Regions from separate parts of the Homo sapiens genome. Here region 1 is linked to region 2. The links are chromatin loops, found by intact Hi-C in ENCODE. Cell type or tissue: PC-3. All regions are shown on one strand. Each heading gives the region's core, and the rest is flanking DNA. Links, peaks and the distances in the headings are about the cores only. Region 1 overlaps LOC105373411 (a long non-coding RNA gene). Region 2 has its middle 120 kb from the start of LINC00299.

The links. Peaks named below come from ENCODE experiments on the same cell type or tissue, not always from the same donor. Only the 100,000 strongest peaks of a DNase experiment are listed, where the experiment ranks them.
Region 1: it touches region 2 in a loop (2.4-fold over the local background); 1 of 110 quality-filtered maps calls a loop at or near these places.

Annotation. Positions count from the first base shown.
Region 1 is chr2:8,602,325-8,609,879 of GRCh38, reverse strand. It overlaps LOC105373411 (a long non-coding RNA gene), which reads left to right. Exons shown (of 3, transcript XR_001739274.1): 2 at 2,079-2,407. It also overlaps the pseudogene SNRPEP5. Among named protein-coding and RNA genes, the nearest start is that of LINC01814, 22 kb to the right of the region's middle. In PC-3, for the core only: no CTCF peak of the experiment used is centred there; DNase peaks (open chromatin) are centred at 2,079, 4,099 and 5,409; H3K27ac peaks cover 1,940 bases.
Region 2 is chr2:8,444,612-8,452,166 of GRCh38, reverse strand. No RefSeq gene overlaps it. Among named protein-coding and RNA genes, the nearest start is that of LINC00299, 120 kb to the right of the region's middle. RefSeq lists an enhancer at 3,868-5,067. In PC-3, for the core only: no CTCF peak of the experiment used is centred there; DNase peaks (open chromatin) are centred at 4,326 and 5,236; H3K27ac peaks cover 2,222 bases.

The sequences.
Region 1 (7,555 bases), core at 1,828-5,827, 160 kb before region 2:
TTGGTTTATGTGGAGTTAATCAAGAGAAAGCCCAAAGAAGTCAACTGTTGGTTTCCGCCTGGAATTTTCTTAATCCTAGTTAAAGCACCAAAGATCTTTATGGCTTCAGGCTGGGCCTTGAAGGGGGAGGAGAGGCGTCTCCTTTTTCAGCCGACTTGCCTCTCCAGCTGCATACCACACTTGTCCTATCAGCATGGCATTCTGCATGTGGTTTTTGTCACGAGGAGAGGCAGTCAGGAATTTGCACTTTGATCTTCCCCCCAGAGGTGGATATCTTCCCAGGACAAAGGGCAGGGAAACAAATTCCAAACGCATGTGACCTTGGAACACCTGTTTAAGGCTCTTGCTTAAATGGTGACAATTGGAGGTGAATGTGGCAAAATCATTAAAATTAATATAGGACATCAACCTCAACAACAAGTGAGAAGGGGGTGCCCACCGATCCTGAAATGTTGGCACTGCCCAAAGAGCTGGTGATACTCAGCACAAGGCTGGGGGCCAAGAATGTCCCCCCAAATCATTCTCAAGGGGTCTATAACCTGCAAGTGGTAAGCGTGGAGAAGGCAGCGAGTAGAGTAGAGTACAGTAGAGTAGAGTAGAGTAGAGTAGGGTAGTAGAGTAGAGCGGACACCAGCTTTGGAAGCAGATGCATCCAGTTTTAAATCTTGTTCTGAGACTGACTGACTGACTGTTAGGGATTGAATTGTGCCCCCGCCCTCAGCTTTCTATGTTGACATCCTAACTCCAAATGTGGTGATATTTGGAGACGGGTTTCTGGGAGGTAATTGGAGTCAAATGAAATCATAGGGGAGAGGTCCTAATCCAGTGGGATTGGTGGCCTTATAAAAAGAGGGAGAGAGGGATTTGGCTGTTTCTCTCTGCCACGTGAGGACACAGTAAGAAAGTGGCATCTGTGAGTAAGGAAGAGAGCCCTCACCAGACACTGAATTTGCTGGCACTGGAACTGAGAGGAAATGAAGTTGTGATGTTCAAGGCATCCAGGCTGTGATATTTCGTGATGGCAGCCCAGGTTGACTAAGACAGTGACTTAAATTATTCAACCTCAAATGCTTCTCAACAACCTCATGATGTAAAATGAAGATTATAACACGGACCTCAAAGTGATGATAAAATTCAGTGAAACAATATCTGTAAGAGGATCGGCTCCTTGTAGACACACCAGCATTCTGTTTTCATCTGTGAGCTTCAACCACCAAAGCCACATTGTATTCATTGTAGTTCCCCAGGGCCTCACACAGACGAAGTTCTCAGTGAGTGGTGGTTGGATGAAGAAATAATAAATGATGGATGGGTAAGTGTGCACAGCCTCTGCTCTGAGTGCCACTCTCATTTGACCCACCGCCCTGGCCATACTGCTCACTCAGGGGGTTTTTCCTGCAACTTCCAACCTGAGTCATTTGATCACTCCACCGCTATCCACTCTCAGACCAGGACAGAGGGCCAGTGTTGGTGGAAGATGCCTTTGGAGTGATGTGATTAATTTCAGTCAATCATGATACTGGCTTTGGGGTTTTTTTTTTTTAAAATTACTTTTGAAATAGGGCCCTAGGATGGAAGAGCTTCCATCCTGGCAGCCCTGGAGCTCCTGGCAGCAATTCCCGCTCATGTGCCCTGAGTACTCAGGGCCCCACCGCTAGCCATCAAAGAATCGAGATGAAGGCTGGGTCCTTCTGGCTTTAATATCTGGGTGTTTCCCCCACATTGAGCTGTCGCCCCTCCCCCCCCCATATCTCTCTGCTACAACTCTCAGTTCAATCCTGAGGCCGCAAGCCCCTAGACCCTCAGCCACGAGGTATCATCATCTGCCTGCTGTTTGCGAACTCCTCAACCAGGACTTAGAAGTGCTGAATACTTTAAATGGTAAATCATCTTGATTGCTATAAAAAATGGGTTTGGCCAAGATGTGGGGCCTTCTCTGTAGCCAGCTGTGTCCTCAGTTTCCCTCCAGAATTACACGACGTCATAGTTTCAACAAGCATTTCACAGTGGAATGAGTGGTTTGTGGCCGGCAGAGTCAGAGGAGTTGAATTTATGATGGCATTTTTTTTTCTTTACAGGAAATAAAGGAAAAGAATGTCTTGCTAAATCAACAAAGCTGCTGTATCATTGTTCATTTGGCCAGGCAATTCCTCATGGGACCAGTAATAAGCTTCAGCTCGGCCAAACCCATTTTTGATAGCAATCAAGATGATTTACCATTTAAAGTATTCAGCACTTCTAAGACCTGGTTGAGGAGTTCACGAACAGCAGGCAGAGCTGGGCAGAAGAGATCAAGACAGACGGGACCTCAGCGATCATGGGTTCCAGCCTTTTCCTTTCACAGGTGAGGACACTGAGGATGCCTGGGAGAAGGAACTTGCTGGAGGTCCCTGCGAGGGTGTCTGAGGTGAGGCTCATCCCCGTGCTCTGTTCATCATTGCCGCCCGAGTCCCTTCTCAAAGCCCTTTGCGGGTGATTCCTATGCAAGGTGCAATTGCCGGTGGGGCTTGAGCAGGTCCTTCCTTGGGAAACACGAGGAAGGGCTAAACAGGGAGAGAGAGGATCCCACGCTTGGCATCTGCAAGGTGGGAGGAGAAACGTGGAGAAAGCAATTGCCATGTGCCTTTGTCGCCGTGAGGCTCAAAAACCTGGACTCACCCGGCTAGGAATTTCTCTCTTAAAATAAAATGGATTTGCTTTGTGCTTTACGGGGATTCCCTTAAAGCGTTTCTCATCTTAATCCTGGGGAGGAAGTGGTACTCAGTATTTTGTTTGTGGGCAACAGAGAATTTAACTTTCTGGGCCTAAGTGACAGACTCAGAGACGAAGATGAAGGTTGGAATTTGGTGTCTTTTAATCTCTACCCCCTGGTTTCATCTGTTCTCAGTGTCCCTGAAGCAATGGCCTAGACAGGGTTGATGTATTCATGAATCTGAGGGACTTTCACGTGAACTTGAGGCAGGCTTGGTCTGCATGCTGCTTTGTAGCATAAAGCTTGGACCTGTGTGCAAAGTGACAGTGCAACGAGTTTCAGCCCATCCCAAGAGAGAACACAGGCCTTTAGAGCTGCCTGTGGGGCGCTGACTGGTGTCATGCCCGGGTGGTCCAAGGTCTGCAGGACCCTCTACCAAGGGCACTTCTTGGACAGGGCTCCTGACTGTCTCTCCCACCTCTGATCTTCCCCCTGTCATCTTGGTGTTAAGATGACTGGAGCAAGGGCTTCGCTCCTGGGACTCATTCTGGGTTAAACTGAAGGGAGAGTGAGTTAGAACCCAGCGCCTTAGGGAGAAGCAGATGTCGTCTACCTGCACAGACTCTGTTTCCCCTCATCTGAAGAAGCCTCAGTCCTCCACATGTTATCACCTTCTCTAGGGCCCAGGCCCAGTGGAAGCTTTTACGGGGAGGTTTCAGAGCACAGTTTCAACCAAGAGCAAACATGTAGTAGCTTCAGGGTTTCAGAAAGCTGATTTTCTGCCCACAGCACAGTTTCGGGCCTCCTGAGAATGCTTTTCTTGGACACAGTGATCTTTGGTACAAAGAAGGGCAGAGAGGAAATGGCGTGTGGATGAAGAACTGTGCCTGTTTTAGTGACTGGCGGGACATATAGGCGACTGTAGCTGCCACACTTTGTGCCTATGAATTACTCAAGCCGGGACTTTAGGTTTATGATAAATAATAATAATAATTCAGGTTTGACCGTTCCTATTTGGGTGTAAATAGAAATCTCTGATTAGGTAGTAGAGTATTTGAACCTATAGTTTGATTTGAATTCTTCAAGCAATGTGATTTTTCTCCCTAAATCAACACACTATCTGAAATCCCCCTATGAACATTGCCTTTTGTTATGAAATGCAAGGAGAAAGCACTCAGCTTGTTCTCTAAGTTCATCTTAATGTTTTTCTTGTGACTGTCTGTAGGAAATTCAAAAGTTCTAGGAGATAGAGTCCCTGTAAATCACTGTTTGGGTTTAAAATGACCTGTAAATAATGACTCATCACAATGTACTCGTAAGTATAGTTAGCATCACTTAACGACGGGGATCCGTTCTCAGAAATGCATCATTAGGTGATGCCATGGTGAGGCCGTCCCAGAGCAGTCACACACACCTTTGGCAGAGCCCGCTACACACCTGGGCTATGTGGTGTAGCCTATTGCTCCTTGTCTTCAAACCCGAACAGCATGTCACTTTGCTGAATACTTTAGGCAATTGTCACACAATGGTATGAATAAGTGTTTATATAAATATAGAAAAGGTCCAGTAAGAATATGGCATAAAAGATGAAAACCTAGTACACCCATCTAGGATGCTTACCGTGAATGGAGCTTGCAGGACTGGAAGTTGCTTTGGGTGAGTGAGTGAGTGAGTGGTGAGTGAGTGTGAAGGCTTAGATATTAGTGTACATTCCTGTAGACTTTGTAAACACTGTACACTTCAGCTATGTTAAATTTATAAAAAAAAATTTCTTGCTTCAATAATAAATTAACCTTAGCTTATTGTAACATTTTTACTTAATAAACTTTCTATTTTTTCAACTTTTTGACTTTTTTGTAATAACAGCTTAAAACACAGACACAATGTACAGCTCTACAAAAATATTTTATATCCTTATTCTATACGTTTTTTTTCTATTTAAAAATTTTTAAAAATTTGACTTTTTTGTTAAAAGCTAAAACACACACACATTATCCTAGGCCCACCCAGGGTCAGGATCATTAATATCACTGTCTTGCATCTCCACATCTTGTCCCACTGGAAGGTCTTCAGGGGCAGAAACACACATGGAGCTGTCATCTGGTATGATAGCAATGCCTTCCTCTGAAATATCTCCTGATGGACCTGCCTGGGGCTGTTTTATAGTTAACTTTTGCTTTTTAATAAGTAGAAGGAGGCAGGGTGCGGTGGCTCAGGCCTGTAATCCCAGCACTTTGGGAGGCCGAGGCGGGTGGATCACCTGAGGTCAGGAGTTTGAGACCAACTTGGCCAACCTGGTGAAACCCTTTCTCTAGTAAAAACACAAAAATTAGCTGGGCGTGGTGGCGGGTGCCTAAAATCCCAGCTGCTTGGGAGGCTGAGGCAGGAGAATCGCTTGAACCTGGGAGGCAGAGGTTGCAGGGAGCCGAGATTGCACCACTGCCCTCCAGTCTGGGTGACAGAGCGAGGCTCCGTCTCAAAAAAAAAAAAAAAAAGGTGGAAGCAGTATACTCTAAAATAACGATAAAACATATAGTAAGTACATAAATTAGTACAACATACTATATTATGATAATAGTCATTTATTATCATTATCAAGTATTATGTACTATTCACAATTCTATGTGCTAGATTTTTATACAACTGGTAGCGCAGTAGGTTTGTTTACATTAAACACGTGAGTAATGTGTTGGGTTAATGCCATGATGACAGCTATAGCATCACCACCAGGAGACAGGAACTTTTCAGCTTCATTATAATCTCATTGGATGGCCATGGTACATGTGGTCTGACATTGACTGAAGTACTGTTATGTGGTGCATTATTGTATATATTTGCCATAATTTAAAAATTGAGATATGATTCATATGTCATAAAATTCACCTCTTTAAAAAGTACAGCCCAGTGGTTTTTAGTATATTCACAAAGGTGTGCAGTCATCAGCACTATCTAATTCAAGGACATTTTTGCTGCCTCAAAAAGAAACCCGGAAACCCATTAGCATTCACTTCCCATTCCCTCTTCCCCCAGCCTCTGGCAACCACTGATCATCTACTTTCTGTCTTTACGGATTTGCCGTATTTCCTACAAATGAAAGAGTATAATGCACACCTTTAGTGTCTGGCTTCTTGCACTGAGCATAATGTTTCCATGATTTGTTTATGTTGTAGCATGCGTTAATTATTCTTTCTTTTTATTGGCAAATAATATTCCATGGTATAGATATGGATATATCATGTTTTATTTATTAACTCATCAGTTAGTGGACTTTTGGGTTGCTTCTCTTTTTTATTTTTATTAATTTTTAGACAGAGTCTCACTCTGGTCCCCAGGCTGGAGTGCATGGGCGCCATCTTGGCTCACTGCAACCTCTGCCTCCCAGGTTCAAGCGATTCTCCTGCCTCAGCCTCCCAAGCATCTTGGATTACAGGTGCCCACCACCAAGCCCGGCTAATTTTTGTGTTTTTAGTAGAGGTGGGGGGGTTCATCATGTTGGCCGGGCTGGTCTCAAACTCCTGACCTCAGGTGATCCACCACCTTGGCCTTCCAAAATGCTAGGATTACAGGCGTGAGCCACCACGCCCAGCCCTCCTTCCCTTTTTGACTGTTATAAATCATGCTGTCATAAACATTCTTGTACCAAATTTTGGGAGGACATATGTTTTCTTTTTTCTTTCTTTTTTTTTTTTAGTACAAACAATCCCACAGCATTTATTGCCATCTTGTAATAACATAAGGGTAATCAAAACAATATGAATAAATGTTCATATTGGACATCTAAAAACAAACTGTATCCTTCTCAACAATTTCTCACTTCATTGATCATTTCTAGTTGGAGACACTTTGCAGCAGAGGAATATTATCTCCTTTTAGCATGAGCCGACCCAGTTGTTTTCTTGACTTTGTTTTAGAATGAATCTCTTCGCATAATCTAATACAAGGTTCATATACTCATCAAAACCAATGATACAGCCTTCTATCCTCATATTCACTTGCTCATAGAGCTACACTTGAATCCGTGATCTATTTTGTAAGTATCTGAAGATGAGGTTGATGGGCTGCACCATAACCCTTTGCACTTTCTGGCCCTGGCCATGGTACACCATGGTGGAATTTCACAAGAGGAGGACATATGTTTTCAGTTCTCTTGGGTACATACCTAGCAGTGGAATTGCTGAGTCAAATGGTAACATTATGTTTAACTTTTTGAGGAACTGCTAAACTGGTTTGGTAAGTGGCTGCATCATTTTCCGTTCTCACTAGAAATGCAGGAGGGATCTAGTTTCTCCACATCTTCCTTAACTAAACTTGTCAGACAATTACAAGATAGACCATATCTTTCTTTCTTTAAGTGGTCCTAACGGGTGTGAAGGGGTATCTCCTTGTGGTTTTTGCTTTATATTCCTTTAATAACTAATGACGGTGGGCATTTATTCATGCACTTGTTGACTGTTTGTACAGCTTTGGAACCATGTCTATTCAAATCCTTTGCCCATTTTTGAATTGGATTTGTTGTCTTTTTATTGTTGAATTTTAAGAGTTCTTTATAGATTTGGGATATTAGGCCCTTATCAGAAATATGATTTGAAAAAATTTTCTTCCATGTCTTTTCTCTTTCCAGTTTATCTAATATTTTTTCTTTAGTTGTCACATGTCTGTTGTTTCCTAATCCAAGGTTATAAAGATTTACAACTATGTTTTCTTTCAAAAATTTTATAGTTTTAGCTCTTAACCCTTGGATATTTTTATTCTTAAATTATCAGGCTCAGCTCTGGAACACTTTTTCCATTTTGAATTAACATTTATTATATATAAAAGAAAAATATTAAGGAATTAAAATTAAAAATATATACCTTTTAAAAA
Region 2 (7,555 bases), core at 1,936-5,935:
AGCTGATGTCTGAGTTAACCACCAATGGGTTTGCTGTCATTGTGGCACTGGGAAGTAGAGGTCTTGGTCACGGGAGGGGTTTTAGGTCGACCTTTTGTGATGATGGTGCCAGGTCTGGGCTGGCAATGAAGCATCTGAGTGTTTCAGTTCCTGTCTCTGACCTTTGCTCCAAGCACAGCCTCAGCCATGGATCTGCCTCTCCGGGCCTCAGTTTCCCCATTTATAAGTTAATATTGGGTCAATTATCTCTAATATCCCTTACAGTTCCAACTTTGTGAGATCATAACATTAAAATCAGACCCCAAATTCCTTTGAAATAGAGAAAGGCAAACATGCCGTGAGCCCCGGGCCCCTTGTTGATGTGACTGACCCTCCCATGATCCTTTCATTTAATTTATATCCCATTTTGTGTTGACTTTTTATTCAGCTCCTTCAAGTATGTGGACATGGTGACTTTGTCCTATGCTGTCCCGAGTCTCCATGGTGGCATTTCTCCTAGGTGACTGTCTAGGAGCTCTTGATATTCGTGTTTATCTTCTGTTCTCCAGTGTCCTGCATTTGGTCTTAAAATAGGCACATGCTTTATCATGTGCTGACCTTCTGATGTGAAGAAATCCCCAGTGTCAATGATGTTTATAAAGGAAGCCCCAGGAAGATCACAGCATTCTTGACCCTGATGACAGCCAGTAAGCACGCGGCCTTCCTGGTGTGGCCATGTGTGCCTGGGTATAAGCTTTGTACTTTCAAAAGAACCATGGAACCAGCCAGACCAAAACGAAGAGTCTTTGGTACATACGTCACCCCCAAACAAAGAAACATGTTTAAATCAGAAGGTGCACAAATCCTGATATTCCCTATTTTCACTAATGTCCTAATTTAGGGGTCCCCAACCTCGGGCCAGTGACTGGTATGAGTCTGTGGGCTGTTAGGAACTGGGCCATACAGCAGAAGTGAGTGGTGGATGAGTGAGCATTCCCTGAGCTCCACCTCCCGTCACATCAGCATGGCATTAGATTCTCATAGGAGCACGGACCCTATTGTGAACTGCACCTGTGAGGGATCTAGGTTGCCTGCTCCTTATGAGAATCTAATGCCTGATGATCTGTCACTGCCTCCCGTCACCCCCATATGGGACTGTCTAGTTGCAGGAAAACAAGCTCAGGGCTCCCACTGATTCTACATTATAATAGGTATGTAATAATAGTAGAAATAAAGTGTACAATAAATGTAATGTGCTTGAATCATGCCAAAACCATCCCCCTCACCTTGGTCTGTGAAATATTGTCTTCCACAAAACTGGTCTCTAGTGCCAAAGAAGACGGGGACCATTAACCTAATTGTTGAATGCATATACTTATTTAGTTCCAAGGAAAGACTGAATAAAGATGCAAAGAGAATCAGGTAATACATACCTATTGTGGGCATCTCTCTATCCCTGTGTTATACACTGACAATCAATAAATAATTTAAGAGTTCAGTGACACAAAAAGTGACACTGTGCAAATGGCAGTACTTCTTGTGATGGGGACGGCCGTCTTCCCTGCCCCCTGCAGCATGAGAGGCCCCTCTTGGTGCTCCCTGCGACCCTCAGCTCACTTCTTGCATGGCATAGGCGTGCTTTCCTATGGTTTCTGTTGACTTGTCTGCTTTCCGCACCAGATTGTGAGCTCCTTTGAGGCAGGGACTGTCTCATTCGTCATTGTAATACCAGTGCCAAACAAAGGGCGGAGTGGAGGAAGGTTAGATGGATGGGTGGGTGGGCGATGAGTGAGGAGCAGAGAATATGGGTAGAGGTGCGGGCACAAAAGAGTGACCATTATTGGGCACAATGAATTAATATCCAATAGTAATGCATGAGATTGAAGTCATGCAAGGAAGTTGTTTGATGGGTTGGAAATAATCCATAGAGCAAAAGTACCGCTGTTAGCAAGAATTGTTGACTTGCACACAAGCTCAAGGACAGTAAAGACAATTCATTATGGAAACTGTACATTTGTTCATGATGATGTAAGACATATTTCTCCAGTTACCAACTAGATCAATGAAATAGTGTAGGAAGTCATGCTTGGTTCATTTAAAATTGATGACCATTTGCAGGAAGGATGTTTAATTTGAAACTGCTATGCTCGTTTCAAAAATACCAAACTTATTATCTTAGAGCAGTGGTTCTCAAACTCGATAATACATTAGAATCACCTGGGAAGCTTAAACAAAATTCCTGATGCTGAGACTGTACCTAGACATTGTCTTAAACCCTTTTGGAGTTGGATCCAGGCATCAATAGCTTGTCAAGCTCCCCAGGTGATTCCAGTGTGCTCCCTGTGGCGTCTTACCTGGGCTATAACACATGGAAGGAAACTGGACACTATAAATTGCAAGAAGGAATTGGCCCCAATAGATCAATAATTTGGCTTGGTGCTTTAAAAATTTTTAAAAATGGATATTTTGAAAAAGTATCTTCAATAAATAATAGTTTAAAAACTCATACACTCTAAAAATAGAGTAAAAATGCTGTGCAAGTCAATTCTATTGCTTTGAATTCATTATTAAGTACAACCATTGTTTCACACCCAACTGAATTGAATTTCATGCCCTCATCAAGGTTCCTCCATTAGGAAGGTGAAGGCTTTCATAGCACAGGACAGGGGTGAACGTGCCACTCATATTGGAAGCCACCTTCTCAGATGCCACAGGTGCAGCAGGCTGAATCTTTTAATACCACTTCCACCCCTGGGAATTAAATTCATTCTCAGTAAAAAAGGATTCATAAATCCTGGTCCTGCCTTCCAAACAGTAGCATGATTTCGCCAGGGTGATAAATTGCTCCTATCAAAGCAGACATCGAGTCTCCCAGGGAAATAATGGGTTCCAGCAGAACAAAGTGTAACGTCTTAAGCGCTTACGAACGGGGACTAGAGGTGAAAAATCAAGTCTTGGGAAATCAGTGGCTGTATTTTTTTTTAAATCTCTTTCAACCTCTCTTTAATTGTAAGAGGTACAGAAGAGCAGATGAAATGGATAATGTGATTAGCTTTAAATGAAAAAAATCCATCATAAAATTGTCCCCCGGAGCATGTTTGTTGGAGAGGGTGGGACTGGGCTGGGTTGGGTGCTTGCTGGCAGGGCGTGTGTGGGGTTATCTTTTATGGTCTCCCTGGTGGGCTGTTGGCAGGTGGGGAAGTCAGCTGTCAGGGGAGGTGATTTGATCCCACCCTGAGATCCCTCCCGCTGACAGCCCTAATTACCTGCAATTCTCTCCTGAGGAGGGGTGAAGTCAGAGAGGCCCTGGGGGTGAAAATGAAAATGTTACCTGCACAGAAAAAAAACAAAAACATTAAACCATTTTCAGCTATTAGCAATGTATTTTATGTCATTCTCACAAATAACCAGCTGGCCTGGAAGGTGGCCTAGAAATAAATGAAAGAATGGAAGTCCATTCTGGCCACTTCTCCTTTCCTGCTTCTTTGCATGCACCTTTTCCTGCACAGACCTTAGGTTTTGCCAGATGAGGATGGTAGCCTCTTCCCCAAACTCCAAGTGTGTTTTCATTCCATGGCTGTTTGCTTGGTCTGGAACTGTTACCGGAAAGGGGTCCTGATCTAGACCCCAAGAGAGGGTTCTTGGATCCTATGCAAGAAATAATTTGGGGCAAGTCCACAGAGTAAAGTGAAAGCAGTTTATCAGAGAAGCAAAGAAATAAAAGAATGGAGTACCCTAGACAGAGTAGCCCTGAGGGCTGCTGGTTGGCGATTTTAATAGTTATTTCTTGATCATATGGGAAACAATGGATTGTTGGTGAGTTTTCCTGGAAAGTGGTGGGGATTTCCTGAAACTGAGGGTTCCTCTTCCCTTTGGACCATGTAGGGTAACTTCCAGACATTGCCATGGCATTTGTAAATGGTCATGGCACTGGTGGGAGTGTCTTTTAGCATGCGATGCTTTATAATGGCATATAATGAGCATTGAGGATGACTGTCTTGGTTTTGGTGGGTTTCGGCCAGCTTCTTTACCACATCCTGTTTTATCAGTGGGGTCTTTGTGACTTGTGTCTTGTGCCACCCTTCTGTCTCATCCTGTGACTTAGAATGCCTAACCTTCTGGGAATGCAGCCCAGCAGGTCTCAGCCTCACTTTACCCAGCCTGTATTCAAGATGGAGTCACTCTGGTTCAGACGCTTCTGACAGAACTCACTTGAACTCACCTTCTGGGACCTGATTTTGCTATTTCCTTCCTAGGAAGCTTTCTCAGATACCCCCAGGAGACTAACTGCTGCTTTCAGAGCTGTTTGCTTGTCTTCTAACGCTTATGGGAGCACAAGTGACTCATATTCATATGTGTATTCATTCAACAAATATTTACTGCCATCCTACCATGTGCCAGGCACTATGACACATATCTGGGATAAAAGGAGAGAACCAAGATCTAGTCCTTGGAGATGCCCAGATGACTGTGCCTTGAGTCTAATTCCAATTACATTGTGAGGCTGTGGGGACCCCTGGGCTCTGGGGGTCCTTCCCTGCAGGATCCAGTGGGGACAGCACTCCATTCTGGATGCTCTGGTTCTTCATCAGTAGAGTGATGAGGTTGGAGTAGATGGTACTTAAAGTGTCTTCCGGTTCTGAAATTCTGTGAACTGCGGTCACCTAAGGGAGGAATTAAAAAAAAAAATTATCTCTTAATTAGTAAAGTAAAATACTTTCTTTGTAGAAAGTTTTACATACAGAGAATCCAAAAGAAAAGAAAATCAGCATAATTCTACCACTCAGGAATAATCCCCATTAACCTTTTACTTTGATAATTTGTCTTTTATTTTGCATGTATTACTTGAACGAGCTCAAGAACAGCTACTTTTTTGTTTCCTGACTTGAATTCCCACAGGGATATTTCTTTCCCTCAGTCCATCTTCCCCTTCAACATGATTGTTATGGTTTAATATTACTGCTAGCCTTATTATAATCACTATTATCATTAAGTGGCATTTATCAAATATTGACAACAGACCAGGCACTATGTGGAGTGTTTTGTGTTCCTGAGACCTTTTAATTCCCCAGTGATCAGGTGAGCTAGGTGCTGTTGTTCCCATTTGACAGAGGAGGAATTTGAGCCTGACAGTGCTTAAGCAATTGGCTAAAGGTCATACCTTTGTAAGTGTCAGAGGTGTTTGAACCAGAGCAACTCCATCTTGAATAGGAGCTGGGTAAAATGTGGCTGAGACATACTGGGCTGCATTCCCAGAAGGTTAAGGCATTCTAAGTCACAGGATGAGATAGGAATTTGGCACAAGATACAGGTCACAAAGACCTTGCTGATAAAACAAGTTGCAGTAAAGAAGCTGGCCAAAACGCACCAAAACCAAGATGGTGATGAGAGTGATCTCTGGTCGTCCTCACTGCTACACTCCCACCAGCGCCATGACAGTTTACAAATGCCGTGGCAATGTCAGGAAGTTACCCTATCTGGTCCAAAAAGGGGAGGCATGAATAATCCACCCCTTGTTTAGCATATCATCAAGAAATAACCATAAAAATGGGCAACCAGCAGCCCTCGGGCTGCTCTGCCTATGGAGTTCCCTTACATATCCCACCCTTCTTTTATTCCTTTACTTTTTAAATAAACTTGCGTTTGCTTTACTTTATGGACTCGCCTCAAATTTTTTCTTACACGAGATCCCCCTCTCTTGGGGTCTGGATTGGGACCCCTTTCTGGCAACAGTTTTCCAGGCCATGGAGCCCAGATATCCTGAGTGGATGCACATCCTTCCCGTGTCTGAGCTCTCAGGCATCAGACCAGCCCCCTATGGCTGACCCTTTAGATTGTTCCCAGTGTCCCAGCATTATAAAAAATACTCTAATTGAAATCATTGCAGCTAGAAATTTGCACATGATCCATTCTTATTTTCTTTTTCTTTTTTTTTTTGAGACAGAGTTTTGCTCTTGTTGTCCAGGCTGGAGTGCAATGGCACGATCTCAGCTCACTGCAACTTCCACCTCCCGGTTTCAAGCAATTCTCCTGCCTCAGCCTCCTGAATAGCTGGGATTACAGGCATGTACCACCATGCCTGGCTAATTTTGTATTTTTAGTAGAGACAGGGTTTCTCCTTGTTGGTCAGGCTGGTCTCGAACTCCCGACCTCAGGTGATCAGCCCACCTCGGCCTCCCAAAGTGCTGGGATTACAGTAGTGAGCCACCGAGCCAGGCCGATCCATTATTTTCTTTAGATAAATCCTTAGTGGTAGAATTGCAAAGAGAAAGGTTGTGTTAACTTTTGAATATATGCTGCCAAACTCCTCCTTACCCAACAAGCAGAGGTTGTAACAATTTAGTGCCTCCAAAACCAGCAATGAGCAGCCAAGGGGAACTGATACAATGCTGAGGAAGAGAAGAAAAGATCAGATGCAGTGAAAGGAGACAGGGAGGCGGGGCGAGGAGGAGCCATCCCCAGTAGCAGCCCCCTGGCTGTTGTTCAGCACCAGGGATCCTTGATTTGCAGCAGGCTAAAGGGACATTACAGGTCATGGCTTTTACCCAGCTCTGTCATCTAAAGTTATTGACATTAAATAAATGCTCACTTTTCATTTGCTTCAAATTAAAAAAAAAATACATGCCTTTATTGTCTTTCTCTGCTAAGCCAAACCTGAGGCTTGTGCCAGCTCTTTCCATGTGGAAATGTTAGATGAAATTCCAGTGCCATCAAATGAGACCTTTATTCCTCCACCTGCACATTAGGACTCGAATAAACACGTTATCAGCTCGTGAAAATGATGGCAAACAGGTGACTGAAGGATTTGATAAGTCAGCAGCAAAGATTAACAGTTCTTTTCAGAGAAAGCTGTGAGAGGTTCCCCTATTTAAAACAATTGTGGCATGTGAATTTGCAGCACTTAAATCATTATCGGCAATTAGTCCTTGTCAAAAAGGTTGCAGCTGGCTTCAATTACAGGTAAGAATTTTATAATTTAAACTTAGTAGTATGTCTGATAAGTAGGACTTGGAGGAACACCCTCAGGGAGATTTGCAATTTGAGAAAAACTTAAAGACATTTCATAATTCAAAAATTCATTATTTTCAGCAATGCTTTGTTATTGACATCTATTAAGCTTCTAGAAAAAATTTCCATAAACTTCATGCTTCAGCTGTTTTCTTCCCTAACAGAAAAATTACTGATGATTAAAAATTGCTTTTTAAATTATAAAAACACTACATGCACACTATTAAAAAAAATCCAAGCAGCACAGAAGGATACAAAATAAGTCTCTTTCTAGACATCTCCCCATTCTTGGACACCCATGCCCCAAAGATAAGTACTTTTGCTTTCAATTGTTTTAGACATTATCATCATAACTTCATCTCAAATTATTTTTACCTTATTCTTGATCAATCAGCTTTGGAAAGTGTATATTAACTCCTCACTAGGAAAGATAAAGAGTGTAGGGCCCTTCCGTACTCTACCATCTCTCTTTCATATGTTGATTCTTGCTGATTATATTTATTGTGAAATCTATCTGTAAACTTTAAGTAATATGCTTCTCTATTTCTTGACCCTTCAGCTTTAGATC